Linked DNA regions of Mus musculus: region 2 is linked to region 1. Evidence: chromatin loops called from intact Hi-C (ENCODE). Cell type or tissue: left cerebral cortex. All regions are shown on one strand. Links, peaks and the distances in the headings refer to the core of each region. The heading gives the core; the rest is flanking DNA.

The links. Peaks named below come from ENCODE experiments on the same cell type or tissue, not always from the same donor. Only the 100,000 strongest peaks of a DNase experiment are listed, where the experiment ranks them.
Region 2: it touches region 1 in a loop (4-fold over the local background); 6 of 42 quality-filtered maps call a loop at or near these places.

The regions. Positions count from the first base shown.
Region 1 is chr17:85,629,536-85,638,339 of GRCm38, forward strand. No RefSeq gene overlaps it. Among named protein-coding and RNA genes, the nearest start is that of Six3, 13 kb to the left of the region's middle. In left cerebral cortex, for the core only: CTCF peaks have their summits at 1,697 and 4,296 (motif pointing left); a DNase peak (open chromatin) is centred at 4,296.
Region 2 is chr17:85,028,378-85,037,181 of GRCm38, forward strand. Slc3a1 (solute carrier family 3, member 1) reads left to right here. Exons shown (of 10, transcript NM_009205.2): 1 at 1-481; 2 at 4,066-4,245; 3 at 4,382-4,536; 4 at 8,793-8,804. The coding sequence starts at 55. Among named protein-coding and RNA genes, the nearest start is that of Slc3a1, 4.4 kb to the left of the region's middle. In left cerebral cortex, for the core only: no CTCF peak of the experiment used is centred there; DNase peaks (open chromatin) are centred at 5,085 and 5,882; H3K4me3 peaks cover 572 bases; H3K27ac peaks cover 338 bases.

The DNA.
Region 1 (8,804 bases), core at 380-8,379:
ATGATAGAATTGCACTTGTGTTAAACACCATTAGCACCCACACACTGCTAGCTCACAGTCTGCTCTATGTGAAGGGCAGTGACTCACCAAAAGTTTATACATGAGAGAGGCTGCAGAAGTATGGCCCATTCATTTAAAGAACACAACTGTGGCATAGTCATGAAGACAGAGGTTATTGAAGGAAACTTCAGACACCCAGTGACATAGGAGCCAACCCAAAAATGGTAACTCCACCCTGTAGTCACTTGCCCTTCTGTCTGGGCCCCCAGAGACCACTTCTCTTAGATGTATCCACTTCCAGAGGGCCTCCCTACAAATCACAGCAGACAGCTAGAGATTTAGAGAAGACAGGACACACTATAAACACCCTCAGCTGAACGGGACTCCTATTGGGAGTAGAGCAGAATTACCTGTTCTGAAACTCCCCTCACCTAGGTGCCTAGGCATGCTGTTCTGCAAAGGAAGAAAGCACAGCAGCATGGAGGGACATCGCAGAGAGAGGTGACAGTGAGAATATTGACTGAAGAGAGAAGAGAGGTGAACTCAAACAAACAAACAAACAAACAAACAAACAAACAAAAAGAGGAGCCAGGCATATGGCTGTAACCCAGGCAGAGGCAGGGGGGTTACCACAAGTTCAAGGGTAGCCTGGTTATAGTGACACTGTCAAAACACACACACACACACACACACACACACACACACACACACTCACTCTCACACATACACACACCACCACCACCACCACCACCAACAACAACAACAAAGTAAAGAGAAAGAAAGTAAGAAGAGTTAGGAAAGGCAGAAAAGGACCAGAATACTTAAACTCTAGAGAAACCAGCTGGACCAAGCTGGCTGGGTGGAGGAAATGTGCCGCTGTGGCACTGCACAGCTTAGCAGACCCTCAGAGTGTCTGAGGGAGCACCCGCCGCAGGGCCAGCTTGACTTGGGAACTGAATGGAGTATTTCCTGCCCTTGGCGACAGCCTCACCACGGAGCGCCCCATATCCCCTCTCTCCTGCAAGCGGTGAGCAGACAGACAAGCAGACAGACGCTTCCTTACAGTGGTTGCAGGCCTCGCTCTTCACACAGAAGCGCATTTGACCTAACCACATTTCGCAAATATGCCTGTACCGCCTTCGCGTTGCATTATATAAGCATGGTCTGTAAGGAAAAGGGGGTGGAGCTTAAACCCAAAGGAAGCTAATTCAGACCCTCGGGATTTTACCAAAAGTGTCAAAAACCCGGCATGACAGACGGGGCCTGTACACGTGTGTTTACATCTCCTCTGGCTGTGTTCACCCCGCGGCACCCAGAAGACCCCCTGACTGGTCAGAGAGGAGAGGGTAGGTAGAAGGATTTATCTGAGCAGGAGGGGATAAGACTCGCACTGGCTGAGAAACCAGCACATTGTACATAGAACACAGGTGACTAAAGATAAAGGTGGGGCTTGGGGCGGGGATGAGTGCCCTGAGGCTTTTAAATCTCTGGATGTGAAGGGACTGTTGGTGGGGTAGGGTGGGGTGGGGGTGAGGAGGTGCCCAGGCATCTACAAATAAGGCAGGAGGTAAGGTCTGGATGTAAGGACTGATGTGTGCAAGACAATCAGTCCCCTGAGCTCCCCCCACCCCCTGCCCCCAGTCTTTGGCTCAGACTGCCTTTCTTCTTTCAGACAGCTGGGGGGCGCTGTGGTCCAGCCTGGCCTCTCCAAGCCTGACTCCTGGGAATGTGGTTATAGCATAGCATGGCCTATCTTCTTGCTCCTTGAAGCCTGGGCTGCTTCAGGCGACAGTCCAGCCTGTGTCTGAGGGTGGCCTGGAGCCCTTCCAGACCTGAGCAGGCTTGAGTCTGTTTGATTCTGAGATGAGTATTTACCATCATAATTAATCTGTGACTATTATTCAACTGACATTCTTAGCGAGGTCTTTTAATGAGTGAGCGTGGTAATTATGAGCAGGGTTGCACGCTTAGCCTCTGCAGACATAGAGTGTCATGGCCCCTGCCTGCCCTCACCTCCTCTGCACCCTGGCCAGGTCCAGCTGAGACAGATCAGGGGGATGGAAAGCGGTGACTCCAGGTTGCAGCCACAACTACCTACCTCTTTCTGGATGTTTCTGAACCTAAGAGGCTTTGATTAGAAGTGAAGATCTGGTGAAACTAAGAAAAAGAAAGAACAATGACTTGACCACTGTCACACAGCTGCCCTTACACACTCCATGTCCCAACCCCAGTCTTTCTTCCTAGGGTTACCAGTAGCCCAGTAAACAGATTTCTAAGATCCTTTGCTGGCACTTAAGACAAGTAAATTTGAAAGCAAGAGCGAATAGGTCAGGGAGTGTCTTGCCCCAAGCACTTTACTCATGTTGAGGGGGAATGTAGCCCTGCAAGAGACTGGCTACTACACACCTATTTAGGACTTGATGTTTCAAGAGCCCCCAGCAAGGGGCTAAAAGCAGCCATTCCTACTAAGGCCCTAGCTCACTGGAGCTGGCTCCACTCGTAGAGAGGACAGACCTTGGCTTGATGTGTTGGAGTACCCCAGTGGGCTGAACTCAATAGTGTATGAAGTGGATATGTGTGATCCTGATTCGTGTTGCGTGAGTAAGGTAAATATGCATTTTACTCAGGGGACACACCCACATACAGGTGTGCCTAGGATTTCATTCAACAGCACGTAGGCTGGGCATCCGGCTCAGTCTACAAATATCACCTACGTTCTGTAAGAACCGAGAGAGGAGGGCCAAGTGAGATTCAGGCTTACCTTCAAGGTGGAAGGGACAGTTGAGAAAACAGGTGCACACAGGATGCACGGGGATGGAGAGGGGAAAGGACAACATTGATCCAGACAAATGGATTGGACTCAGTGGAGGGATTCCAGGCAGGCATCGTGAGGCCTCGGGTGTGGATGGAGCAGTGGCTCCAGGAGGAGCAGCGTGGCAGGACTGGTTCCTGGTGACTGTAGGGAGTTGCCCATGGGGTGTGGAGAAGCTGACAGTTGAGTCAGTGGGAAGGTCACATGAGGTTAGGTACAAGGTTCCAGCAAGCTATGTTGTCTTGACCCCATATCCACTGAGCAGCCAAAACAGCCTTAGTGAAAGCTCAAAGGACCATCCTCAGAGGTTGTCACTGGTTTGCGGGCTTATGGCTTATAATGCAATGGTCCTGGGTCTCTACTCCCTGTGACTTCAAGAAATATGGAGAGTGACAGCTCCCCCTGCCCCCATAAGTTGGCCTGAGGGGAGTGTTGACAAGCCACCTCCTACCCAGAGTAAGACTCCTCAGTGGGTCTATTTCCATGACCACTCATTCTGCCTTAATTCCACTGTGCAGGGACATCCTGGAGGAGGTGCTTGGATGGGCACTCCGGAGGGGCGTCCTCAGTCACTGAGGTGGCTGACTAGGCTAGTGCAGTAAGTAATTAGGAGTATGGCTCCTGCCAAGGGCTAGAGGGTCAGAGGTGGGTCGGAGGTGGGGCAGGAAACTCAGGACTTACCAGACTCCCAGCAACCTAGGAGAATCTGGGTCTGAGCTCGGCCCAGCTTCTGTACACCCAGCTTTCTGCAAACTGTTTCTCAGCCTGGCTGACTGCATCCAGGGATAGAGAAGGCCCAGGGCCCAGTCTTTCTGGTTTGTAGCCACAAGAATTTCAGAAAGACTTTCTAGAAGGCAGCAACCCTTCACTGGAAGTGTAGGTTTAGAGAACATGTTATGAAGTAAGGGTGGTTTTGAATCCCAGAGTGGACAGAAGTTGAACCCAAGTTTCTGGGTTTTTTACTCTGAGGTTTCCACTGTACCCCGGGGTCTCCTGGCCCGACACTCAGTTGTCACCTTCCGAAGCTAACTCCTTGTAATTGTCCAGCGTCCATGTCCTGAGAGAGAGTGGGGCAGAGGCAGAGAGAGAGAGAGAGAGAGAGAGATCAAAGGAACAATTATTTAGGCGGCTCAGCTTCCAGTGTCATTCTCAGGAATGGAAAGAAGCAACTGGGAAAGGGTGAAGGCAGGCCTGGATGCTGCCAGAGTCCAATACCTGACACCAAAAAAGGACCAGAGGAGACAGGAGACTGGATGGGTTTCCTGGAGATGGGAAGACAGGGAGAGCCCAGAGGGGTGCAGGTTTGGAGAGAAGGAGTTTCCATATAATATTTGAACTTTTATTATCTGGAGACCCGAAAAAACGAGTTTTCCCTATATCTCAAGGAACATCCAAAAAAAAAAAAAAAAAAAAAGTTCCCAGGGCTCTCAGTCCTTCTCCGGGTCTGGATGGATGCCTGAACATTAGCGGGTTTTTGCTGCCACCTCGCGGCCGTGGCGAGAGATGTCTGAGCTGGTTGCCGCGGTGAGGGGGATGCAAGTTACTCCTCACCCAGATTCTTGTAAACTGTTTTATTTTACACACACACGCACACACACACACACACACACACACACACACACACACACACACACACACACACACTCGGGTTAAAATAACTTGCGAAACACTAAGCTTTGCTTTAATAAGACTTTCTGCCCTGGCGTGTGCAACTTGGGTCCCCCTTTCTAGCGCTTACCTCTGCCTGTAAGCAGCACTCTGATGCTTCTTTCTCCCACACTGCGGCTCTCTTCCTCAGTGATTGTCTGGAGGGAAGCCATCACTGCTTGCTGAATGCTGGACTCTATGGTACACGCAAGGGGTCAGCTGATGGCATCCCAGACCTTTGCCCAAAAGCAACACCAGAGTTATCATTTAAAGTACTGAAGCCTGGAACTGACCCTGTGCCAGGTTCAGGACTGACCCTGTGCTACAGCTCTCCATACCCAAATATCGCTGGGAGAGAGCCAGAATCCCAAGAGTACTAACATGCCTGTGAGCACAGGTAAGACCACCACTTCTGCTCAAATTCCTGGCCCAAGTCTAGAGCCATCAGGACACAGGAAGTAAGGAACAGCTGGGGACAGGATTCTCCCGGTTTCTGTCTGCACCCTGGAGCTGACCCTGTGCCACAGCTCTCCATACACAAATTCCTCCCAGAAAGAGTTGGTCTCCCAGGAGCACCGACACAAAGGCTTGCAGGAAGGACAAGCCACAGTCAGAGACAGCAAGACCAGCTAACATCAGAGATAACCAGATGGCAAGAGGCAAGGACAAGATCATAAGCAACAGAAACCAAGGCTACTTGGCATCATCAGAACCCAGTTCTCCCACCACAGTGAGCTGGATACCCCAACACACCAGAAAAGCAAGAAACTGATTTAAAATCACATCTCATCATGATGATAGAGAACATTAAAAAGGGCATAAATAACTCAATTAAAGAAATACAGGAGAACAATGCTAAACAGGTAGAAGCCCTTAAAGAGGAAACACAAAAACCCTGAAAGAATTACAGGAAAACACAACCAAACAGTTGAAGCAATTGAACAAAACCATCCAGGATCTAAAAATGGAAGTAGAAACAATAAATAAATCACAAAGGGAGATAGAAAACCTAGGAAAGAAATCAAGAACCATAGATGCCAACAGAATACAAGAGATAAATGAGAGGAGAATCTCAGGTGCAGAAGATTTCATGGAAAACATGAACAAAACAATCAAAGACAATGCAAAATGCAAAAAGCTCCTAACTCAAAACATCCAGGAAATCCAGGACACAATGAGAAGACCAAACCTAAGGATAATACATATAGATGAGAATGAAGATTATCAACTTAAAGGGCCAGTAAATATCTTCAACACAATTATAGAAGAAAACTTCCCTAACCTAAAGAAAGAGATGCCCATGAACATACAAGAAGCCTACAGAACTCCAAAATAGACTGGACCAGAAAAGAAATTCCACCAGTCACATAATACTCAAGACATCAAATGCACAAAACAAATAATATTAAAAGCAGTAAGGGGAAAAGGTCAAGTAACATATAAGGCAGACCTATCAGAATTACACCAGGCTTCTCACCAGAGACTATGAAAGCCAGAAGATCCTGGGCAGATGTCATACAGACCCGAAGAGAACACAAATGCCAGCCCAGGCTATTATACCCAACAAAACTCTCAATCACCATAGATGGAGAAACCAAAGTATTCCATGACAAAACCAAATTTACACAACATCTTTCCACAAATCCAACCCTACAAAGGATAATAGATGGAAAATACCAACACAAGGAGGAAAACTATACCCTAGAAAAATCAAGAAAGTAACTTTTCAACAAACCCAAAAGAAGATAGCCACACAAACATAAAAATAACATAAAAAAATGTCAGGAAGCACCAATCACTATTCCTTAATATCTCTTAATGTCAATGGATTCAATTCCCCAACAAGAAGACATAAACTAACAGACTGGCTATGTAAACAGGACCCAGAATTTTGCTGAAAAGATCTTTACCAGTCCTGCATCTGACAGAAGGCTAAATATCCAATACATACAAAGAACTCAAAAAGTTAGACTCCAGAGAGACAAATAACCCTATTTAAAAAATGGGGAACAGGGCTGGTGAGATGGCTCAGTGGGTAAGAGCACCCGACTGTTCTTCCGAAGGTCCAGAGTTCAAATCCCAGCAACCACATGGTGGCTCACAACCATCTGTAACAAGATCTGACCCCCTCTTCTGGAGTGTCTGAAGACAGCTACAGTGTACTTACTTACATATAATAAATAAATAAATCTTTAAAAAAATGGGGAACAGAGATAAACAGAGAATTCTCATCTGAGGAAACTCAAATGGCTGAGGAGCACCTAAAGAATTGTTCAACAACCTTAGTCATCATGGAAATGCAAATCAAAATGACCCTGAGATTCCACCTCACACCAGTCAGAATGGCTAAGATCAAAAACTCAGGTGACAGCAGATGCTGGCAAGGATGTGGAGAAAGAGGAACACTCCTCCATTGTTAGTGGGATTGTAAGCTGGTACAACCACTCTGGAAATCAGTCTGGCAGTTCCTCAGAAAATTGGACACAGTACTACCTGAGGACTCAGCTATACCACTTCTGGGCATATACCCAGAAGATGCTCCAACATATAACAAGGACACATGCTCCACTATTTTCATAGCAGCCTTATTTATAATGGTCAGAAGCTGGAAACAACCCCAGATGTCCTGCAACAGAGGAATAGGTACAGAAAATGTAGTCATTGACACAATGGAATACTACTCAGCCATTACAAACAGCGACTTCATGATATTCTTAGGCAAATGGATGGAACTTGAAGCTGGGCAGTGGTTGTGCACGCCTTTAATCCCAGCACTTGGGAGGCAGAGGCAGGCAGATTTCTGAGTTTGAAGCCAGCCTGGTCTACAAAGTGAGTTCCAGGACAGCCAGGGCTATACAGAGAAACCCTGTCTCAAAAAACAAACAAACAAACAAACAAACACAAACAAAAACATAAAAAATGGATGGAACTTGAAAATATCATCCTGAGTGAGGTAACCCAGTCACAAAAGAACACACATGGTATGCACTCACTGATAAGTGGATATTAGCCTAAAAGTTTGGAATACCCAAGATTCAATTCACAGACTATATGAAGACCAAGAAGAAGGAAGACCAAAGTGTGGATACTTCAGTGCTTCTTAGAAGGGGGAACAAAATACTCAGAGGAGGAAATATAGAGACAAAGTGTGGAGCAGAGACTGTAGGAAAGGCCATCCAGAGACTGCCCCATCTGGAGATCCATCCCATACACAGACACCAAACCTGGAAGCTATTGTGGATGCCCAGAAGTGATTGCTGACAGGAGCCTGATATGGCTGTCTCCTCAGGGGCTCTGCCAGAGCCTGACAAATACAGAGGCGGATGCTCACAGCCAAGCATTGCACTGAGCTCAGGGTCCCCAATGGAGGAGTTGGAGCAGGAACTAAAGGGGCAGAGGGGATTTGCAGCCCCATGGGGGGAGCTACAATGTCAACTGGCCAGACCCCTTGAAGCTCCCAAGAACTGGACCACAAACCAAAGAGTACACATGGAGGGATACTCTGGCAGCATATGTGACAGAGGATGGCCTTGTTGGACATCAGTGGGAGGAGCATCTCTTGGGTCTGAGGGTGTTCAATGCCCCAGTGTAGGGGAATGCCAGGGCGGGAAGGCAGGAGTGGGTGGGTGGAGAGCAGAGCACCCTTATAGAGGCAGGGGGAGGAGGGATGGATTAGGGGCTTTCTGAAGGGGAAACCTGGAAAGGGGAAAACATTTGAAATGTAAATCAAGAAAATATCCAATAAAAAGAAAAAGAAAAGAAAAGAAAAGAAAGTACTGATCCAAACTATGAAGAGGGAGCCCCAAAGAAGGCGTAGATCTTGACTGGGAGTTTTCAAGGCTAGAGAGAAGACACAGACAACATGGAGTCTGGGAACAGCTTGTTCAGAAAGAAGTAAAGAACATTGTATTGTGTGAGAACCTTGTTTCTTAAACATGCTGCATGGTCTGGTGGTGAAGCCAATGCCCCACTCTGGTAACGCAGCCAGCTTTTGGCTAATGAACTGAGTGGGTTCATTAAGTGTTAGAGATAAAGGGACCTTAGGAAGCCCTCCGGTCTCCATCTAATGGGTGAGGAAGCTACCCCTCCCAATAGTGAAGTCGCTGTCCTTAAGTACACAGCTGGTTTGGTGGCCCTTAACTACAGAGTACATAACAACGCATGTGGAAGGACTCCAAAATGGTTTGCGGTAGGAGGGTGGTGGAGGGCAGGGCTCTTCTTCTCTTTTCCCTTCTTTTCTCTCCTCCTCCTCCTCCTCCTCCTCCTCCTCCTCCTTCTCGTCCTCGTCCTCCTCCTCCTCCTCTTCCTCCTCCTCCTCCTCCTCTTTCTCCTCCTCCTCCTTCTT
Region 2 (8,804 bases), core at 227-8,226, 600 kb before region 1:
CTTTCTACCTCTGTCCCTGCTGGAAAGCACCAGGAAGAGCTACACAGGGTAGACATGGATGAGGACAAAGGCAAGAGAGACCCCATCCAAATGAGTTTGAAGGGATGCCGAACCAATAACGGGTTTGTCCAAAATGAAGACATTCCGGAGCAGGACCCAGACCCAGGCTCCAGGGACACCCCACAGCCCAACGCCGTGAGTATCCCTGCTCCAGAGGAGCCTCACCTAAAGGCGGTGCGGCCCTATGCAGGGATGCCCAAGGAAGTACTCTTCCAGTTCTCCGGCCAGGCTCGCTACCGGGTGCCCCGAGAGATCCTCTTCTGGCTCACCGTGGTTTCCGTGTTCCTGCTCATTGGAGCCACCATAGCCATCATCGTCATCTCTCCAAAATGCCTTGACTGGTGGCAAGCAGGTCCCATATACCAGATCTACCCGAGGTCTTTTAAGGACAGTGACAAGGATGGGAATGGAGACCTGAAAGGTGCGTGTTCGCCGCTCAGGACCAACTAGTGGAGGGTGGTTTGTGGCCCCATTCTGTGCCTGGCTTGTGTTGTAAGCACATTCCAGGGTGGCTGGCACCCATTTCCTGGGAGTTAATTCAAGCCCCACGCAGCAGAAGTCAGCAAGCCTTGCTCTTGATGCAAGGCTATCTGCTGAAGGCTTTAGAGCCACGGGGTTGTTGAATCTCTCGTCCACTAAACCCATGCACATGTTCACTCGTCGATCCTGAAATTTTGTAGCTCCGTGTTTCATCTGAGACTAGCTCTCCTGGCACAGGCACAGCTTGTAGTCTAGCTGAGAGTTTATTAATAAATACATCGTGTTATATAAATGTGATGTCTGCGGAAGGGGAAGACTCTTCAAGTTTCAATCCTGAGAGAGGAGAGCAAGCTAGAACCAACAGTGTGTTAGTTGTTGCCTAATAATGGATTTCCCACAGCAATAGCCATAGTAGTAGAAGAATAGAACCAAAATTTTGTATTTTTTAAAATTAAACTAAAAGTCCTATATGTAATTTCTTATCCTTATAATTGAATGCTCCATCGGTCATGTTAAGATTGAAACTGCTAGACAGTGGGCGTAAACTGGATTGGCTGGGTCACCGTGGTTTAGGACAGAATAGAGTTGGTTGCTATCCCTCTGCTTGTAATGAGTTCCAGGACATCCTGGACTAAACACACACACACACACACACACAGAGAGAGAGAGAGAGAGAGAGAGAGACAGAGAGAGAGAATATTTTTAAAGGGCGTGCAGTAAGAAGAGATAAACTAGGAAGGAAATTCTTTTCTTGCAATGATTATTTGTTTGAAGAAGAAACCAAGATGGTGTGGTAGAGTCAGTGCGTGAGCACACCCCCACCTCCTTAATGAAAGGCTTCTTTTTGTACCCTGTCCGGTTGTTTCCCTTTCTCTGACTTTTTCTCCTCACTCTCAGTGCTGTGGATGTGGATCCCAGGGCTGTGCCTACCACCGGCCTATTTCAGCAGCCTTTCCACTCTAAAAAATAATGCCTCCATCCTCACTGTCTATCTGTCCCCAGAGGCACAACTCAGAGCTGCCACCTTGATTAGGCTTTATCTTCCACCTTAATCACGGTCCCTTGCTACTTTGGATGGTTATGGCCTCTGTGAGCTTCTGTTGCCTCTCTTACTCAGCAAGTGTTGGTGAAGTTGGATTTTGACAACCCAGAACCAGGGACACACTTCTACCTCCTGGTCCTGCCTCTCTAGCCCACTCCTAGGTGTCTTCCAAGTTCCCACAAATACGCAGTTTCTAGACAGCTCTGTGTGTTCGTTTTTTGCTTTTTCACTGGGGAGCAGAATTCCTGTCCTCCAGGAGGTTCTGCTCCTTATGCTCAAGGGTTCTGTTATTCTGAGGAAATCACCCCAGCTTTGGCTTTAGTGTTGTCTTCTGTCTCTCCAAAGGTGGGACTGGGATCACTCAGTCCCTTGGTAGTGTGTTTTCCCGGCCCCTCGACAGCCCCGCCCCCAGCTACCCCAGTCTTCTTCCTTCCTCACTTCCTTGTGCTGGAGCATCCATTCTGCACCAGGGTCCCCTACATGCTCAGCCCCGTGCTTGCTTCTGGTTTAAGTAGAAATATTTCTGTCGCCAGCTGATGCTCAGGAATGTTACAGTCAACTGTAAAGACAACACAAATGAGCAGCCTGCCCTGCTACAGCTTAAGGGCCTAGATCCTTTGAGCTCTTAGTCGGAGCCTCAGCCTGAGCAGCCCTAACAGCCAGGCTCAGCAACCATTCTCAACAGGCCAGTTAGTTAGATCCTCCTGATAGAGAAAAGCAGAGACTGATTGAACATGGCCAGGTTGGGAAGAAATCCCTAGTTCTTGACGTGAAATGTAGGCTGGAATAAAAGGCAGAAGAAATGCATAGCAAAGCAGTCCTGGCCAAGGCGTGGCCATCTCCAGTTGATGCATCACTGTCCAGCCCCAGTCATCCTGGGGCTCTGACGAGGTGCTCAGAGCTGTGAGAAATTTCTTTCCTGGAAACAAGCGCCTCCCCTGGCTGTCACGGGCTTCAGTCTTTTCCTTCTCCCAACAGGAGATTCTGGAGGAAAATGTCAGTTCTGAAGGACTTTGTCTCAATAGTCTGATAACCAAAGAGTGTCTCTAGAATGTCTTCACTTCTGCCAGGGAGGTGCTGGCAGGGTCAGGCGACTTTGTGCTTCAGTCTTCTTGACGTCCTGCTTGCTTAGATGTGGCATGCTTTAGGTAGGCTAGTGGAAACACAGAGAATACTGCCTCGAGGCTTCGAATCTGCATTTAGGACCATGACCTAGAAGCCACAGCAGCTTTCGTCCCACAAGGTTCTACGGATAGGGCTTAACTTCCAAGCCGGGCGTGGTGGCACATGCCTTTAATCTCAGCATGCGGGAGGCAGAGGCAGGCAAATTTCTGAGTTTGAGGCCAGCCTAGTCTAAAAGTGAGTTCCAGGACAGCCAGAGCTATACAGTGAAACCCTGTCTCAAAAAATCAACCAAACAAACAAACAAACAAAACCCACTTCCATAGGTCCCTCCGGCATGCCTAGAATCTCTGGTGTAGCCGTTCTACATAAGTGAATGAGAACCACTGCTGTAAAGACAGCCTGAGAGAACATGGAACCCGGCAGATTCTGGCACACACCCTCTCCCTCCCCGTCACAGTTCTGCCTGATTCCTCTGTTCCAGATAATAGCTCTTGCTGCTTTGCTCAGTTACTTAATCATTTCCCATGCTGAGACCCACTTACCCTGTGACACTCCAGCCCACAACTTTGCTCATCAACTCCTCTGCCCCAGACGGTCAGAGCTAACAAAAGGTAGCTTGCACAGACAGCTCTTCTCCAGTCCAGGTATCAACCCATTCCAACCTCTTTATATTTTTATAGTAGCACTGTGTAAGGTTAGTTGTTTTCCAAGGTGATAATTGATTTTAATAATATATTTTGTTTAATGAAATTTTTTTTCTGTATCAGTAGATCAACATAAGACACTATTGACACATATTAAATTCTTTCTCTTTGTACCAGGTGTTAAAAATCTGGTATGTGCCCTCCCTTCCAGCACATCCAACCCAGATGAGACACATTGCAACTGCTCAATAGCCACATGTGGCAAGCTGCCTTGGGAGGGGCGGTACTTTTCAAACATTAATCCTAATCCCAACACTTGGGGAGGCAGAAGTAGGTGGATGTCTATGAGTTCAAGGCCAGCCTGATGCTAGGTGATGCAGAAGAATAGGATGCAAAAGCACACATGGGTCATAAAAGGCACTCTAAAGCTGCTGTTTCTCTGGCCTCCACCCCGTATCCCTTTTTCTCTTTTCATAGTGGATATGTGAATTCAAGTTTTTGAGTATTGAAAAATATTTTCTTTTCATTGAAAAAGTCCAATGTGCTGTTCCTTTGAAGCAGTGATTTGTGAGAGGTAGGCTTGCTTCCTAAAACCACTAACATCTTTATTTACACACACACACACACACACACACACACACACACATTTTATTTTTAATTCTTCAAATTGAAAAACAAAGAGGTGTTTGCTCACGGCCTTGGCTCTCCCTTCAGGTATCCAGGAGAAGCTGGACTATATCACTGCTTTAAACATAAAGACTCTTTGGATCACTTCCTTTTATAAATCATCTTTGAAAGACTTCAGATACGCTGTTGAGGATTTCAAAGAAATTGACCCTATTTTTGGAACAATGAAAGATTTTGAGAATTTGGTTGCTGCCATCCATGACAAAGGTAAAGGGGACGAGGGGTGGGGCTAGGAAAGCAGAGGGCATCACACCTCCCATTCACAAGGAGAAAAGTCTCCCACTTAACCAGCATTCTTCTAACGCAATCAGTTCCTAACGTTTGATGTGTTTCCACTCATTAGGTTTAAAATTAATAATTGATTTCATACCAAACCACACTAGTGACAAACATCCTTGGTTCCAATCGAGTAGGACACGGAGCGGAAAATACACCGATTACTACATCTGGCACAACTGTACCCATGTCAACGGTGTAACCACCCCTCCCAACAACTGGGTAAGGACACCCGAGGAGCAGACAGCGAGTGGGCAGCTCTAGACTCACTGAGCTGGACAAGTGGGAAGCCCTTCAGGTTGGAAAGCATCGAAGGAGTTAGTTTAGAAATAGACAATGTTAGTTAGAAATAGACAAAAGCCCCAAGAGCTTTTAGGTTTGTGACATCATTGTTGAACGGCTGTATTCTAGTACGTGGTTCTCTCTCACTGGTGTCTCCTTCCCTTCTGCCCTCCCTCCCCACCTTGTCCAGCATAGGTCTCCTGGGCAAAGGTAGAAAAATAACATTCCTTTTTTTTCTATCTTTTAGCACTCTCCAGAGCCCTTTGCCTCTTTGACACACCTGCTGGACAGTGTCATAAACAGACACAGTCATTCATGACTTTCTCTCCCCAGACCTTTGGTACCTGAGCCCCTGGGCACACCCTATTGTCATCATCCCCACTACCTTGTCTTGGGAGATTGACTGAGTCCAGGTGCCAGCATGGTCTCATTCTCCTCCAGCTCCCTGCTGCCTCCTTCCTACCCCAGCATCCTTAGCAGCAAACGCTACTCAGAGATGGTAGAAGCCACCCTTCCTCCTCCTTGCTCCTTCTGTCAGACACTGTTCTTTCCGAGTGGCCAGATTTAGCAAATACGAACCTAAGACATGTATTTAAACCCGAGTTTTAGATTTAGTGAATGAGCTTTTAGTGTAAAATATTGTGTGGGACAGGTTCTATATCTGCATGTTCAACCTACTGTAAATTATATATATATATATATATATATATATATATATATATATATATATATACACACACATACATACACATACACACACACACACACACACACACACACACACACACACACACACACACACACACACATATATATATACACTTGAAAAATATTTAGGAAGGGGCCGAAATAGCTAAAGATCATTAGCTGATCATTAGTCCTGAAAATGCTACAACTTAGCACTTACATTGTGTTAGGTAGTAAAAGTAATACAGAGATTATGTGAAACACGAAAGACAGCGTGTGAGAGCTATACGCAAACACTCCATTTCTATACAAGACTCTTGAGCACCTGCTGATTTGACGTCCGCCAGGGTCCCACCAACCCCCGCAGCGATGCTGAAGGACGGTGCTAGCAAGATGCCATGCGCTGGCCCTGAAACCCAGACTCACTAGACACTCCAGTTCAGCAGGCAAGGCTGCCCTGTCTCGGGAGCAGTCCTCCTGCCTGATTGTGTGTTTCTCTCCTGCTTCTTCCAATCCTCCTGCTCAGGTCTGTATCTTTCCTGCTTCTTCCAAGTCGTTTATTGTAGACTCTCGCCCCACTGGAGCCTCCCTCCTCTCACCGTGACTCTGCTGGTCCGAGGACAGCAGCTTTCCAGCTAAGCACACTCACGCATCATGACCATGTGACGTCCCTCTCCGTGACAGCTCATCCACCAGGCTCTGTGCAGGACCAGCTCATGGCAGTCAGCAGCGGGTCTTGGCAGGCTTCTTGCTCTAACTAACCATCTCCTTGTTAACAAACTACGCCTTGTTAAATCGCCATTAGTAAACTCGTACCGTGTGCAGGCTGTCTGTTGAGGGTCTTACATTCATGAATTCATCCAGTCTATTCCCCCCCCCCCACCTTTTGGTTCCTGTCTTGTAGAGTGAAGTCACTCTGCAAGTGGTGGGTGAAAGGACTAAGCGCTAAATATAGTCAGTGCACCCCCACGGTCTGCTTTTTTTTTTTTTTAAGATTTTTTTATTGTTATAGGTAAGTACACTGTAGCTGTCTTCAGACACATACCCAGAAGAGGTCGTCAGATCCCATTACAGATGGTTGGGAGCCACTTTGTGGTTGCTAGGATTTGAACTCAGGATCATCTCTCCAGCCCCACCCACAGTCTGCTTTTAAATCTTACTGCTCACACCTTGAACCAGACCAGTGCTCGTTTACAGCACTTGGCAGCTGCTTCCTCTCCACTTTCCCTGTCCTTCCATCAGCTTCCGCTTGTAGGCAAGGCTGGTTCCTTAATGTAAAAAGCTAACACAGAACCTGGAGAGGTGGCACAGCAGTTAAGAGCATCGACTGCTCTTCCAGAGGAGCCAGTTCCCGGCATATACACTGGGTAGCATACAGCTACCTGTAACTTTGGCCCTAGGGTATCAGACATTGTCTCTAGCTTCCATTCCCATGCACATATGACATATATACATATGACCATGAATTCACATAGATAAAAATAACTCTTAAAAAGTTAGCATATACATTAGCATATACATATATATATATATATATATATATATATACACACATATATATTTGTATGTGTATAGGATGTCATACTACTCAGCAGTTCAATGAACTACTAGTCCATTTTTGCAGCTGGAGAGATGGCTCAGCTGTCAAAGCACTGGCTGCTCTTCCAGAGTACCTGGATCCAAGCCTCAGCATCCCATAGCAGCCCACAACCATACATAGCTCCTGTCTCAGAGGACCTGATCCCCTCTTCCAGATTCTGTGAACACCAGACACATGAAGAGTGCACAGACATACATGTAGACAAAACACCCATGTGCATAAAATAAATAAGTTAAAACATTTTCTAAAGAATCTCATACCCCATGTATATGAAGTTCTAGATGAGCTAATTTATAGTTAGAAAGTTGAGGACTATTTACTTATTTTTTTACTTAAACTTTTATTGAATTTATTATTTATGTGGGGGTAGAGGGGCGGGAGTCAGTTGTCTCTTTCTATCACGTGGGACCTAGGGCTTTGCTTCGCTCATATAATGCATGCTATTAATAGTTAATTTTTTTTAACCCTTGTATAACTGGCTTTCATTACTCATTTTTGGAAAGTCCTATCCTGTAGTTTTGGATAGCCATGCTTCACACACTCTCCTGCTGCATATTACTATATGTATTGTACATATATATGTAATATGTATGTGTAGTATGTATATGTAATAGGTAGATATTACATGGTTAACTTAATCACTCTTCAGTTGAACTGTTTTCAGCTTATTCATTAATCATGTTATAAGCATGCTTATTAACCTACTTTGGGGCTTGGGAGCAAAATTTTCCTGAATTAAATAGATGTGAAGCCCCCATGCAGAATGATGTGCTAAGCTACAGTATTTGCCATTCGGGTGGATATAAAAATCTCCTGTTAATTTCCTAACTTTGCTCTTATCTAGTGGCCAGTGGTCTGTAAGTGAGGGATGCAGGAAGGTAAGGGATGCAGGATTCCGTAGCTGTTGATGATGGTGAGCACCAGTGGTCTGTAAGTGAGGGATGTAGGAAGGTAATGGATGCAGGATTCCATAGCTGTTGATGATGGTGAGCATCTCCCACATTCACTCCCTTGGGCACCATTTCTGTGATGGGCTTCTTTCTGGTTTCCTCAGTTCTTTCCCGGTTGCTTATCTGTGATCTTTTGTTGGTTAGACATAAAGTCAGTATGTCATCTTGAGTCAAGTCCAGGTGGCCCACACAGTGAACTGGTGAAGTTTCCGTGAAAGATAGAAGCCAATACTCACTGTGGCCAGTGGCCATGGAAACGCAGATGCTATGTGACAGTGCCTTCCCATGAAAAAGAAAAGGGCTTAGGTGGAGCAACCCCACCACCGCCACATTTCTCCCCAAGTTTTCTAGTTGCTCTTTATCAAGACATGAACAAAAGGCCTGAGAGAGAACCCAAGCAACTCTCAGGTTTAAGGCTGAGCTATGGCAGACTGACCAGAGGTGAGAGACAAGCCAGAGAATCTGACATGCAGTCTCCCCTTGCTTTGTTCTAGAAGGAGATATCAGCCATGGTCCTGGGGCTTCAAGTCACTAGACTTTTGTTTCAGAAGACTATCAGTTTCTTTCTCTCTCTCTCTCTCTCTCTCTCTCTCTCTCTCTCTCTCTCTCTCTCTCTCTCTCTCTCTCATCTGCTTCAGGAGTCTTGAGCCTGGGCAGCAGTCTCAAGAACATACATTAGGAATGTCTATTCCCTAACTTGGTCTTGTCCTGGACTTGAGAACATTAGCTGGTACTGTGGTTGTTAGGAATAGTGTCTGCTTGATAACTACTCTATAACCACTGTTGTGGAGTGTTAGGGTAGAAGTTGGGGCGTTAACTTCGCGCTCTCCCTAGAAAGACAGCTCCAAGGATTTATGCATCCACCTTGTGGGGCCAGGATGCCAAGGTCATGTGTTTGTGGACAAGGCCAGTGTAGGAATGAATGAACTAACCCATGTGTTCTTCTGTCTGTCTGCTAGCTGAGTGTGTAT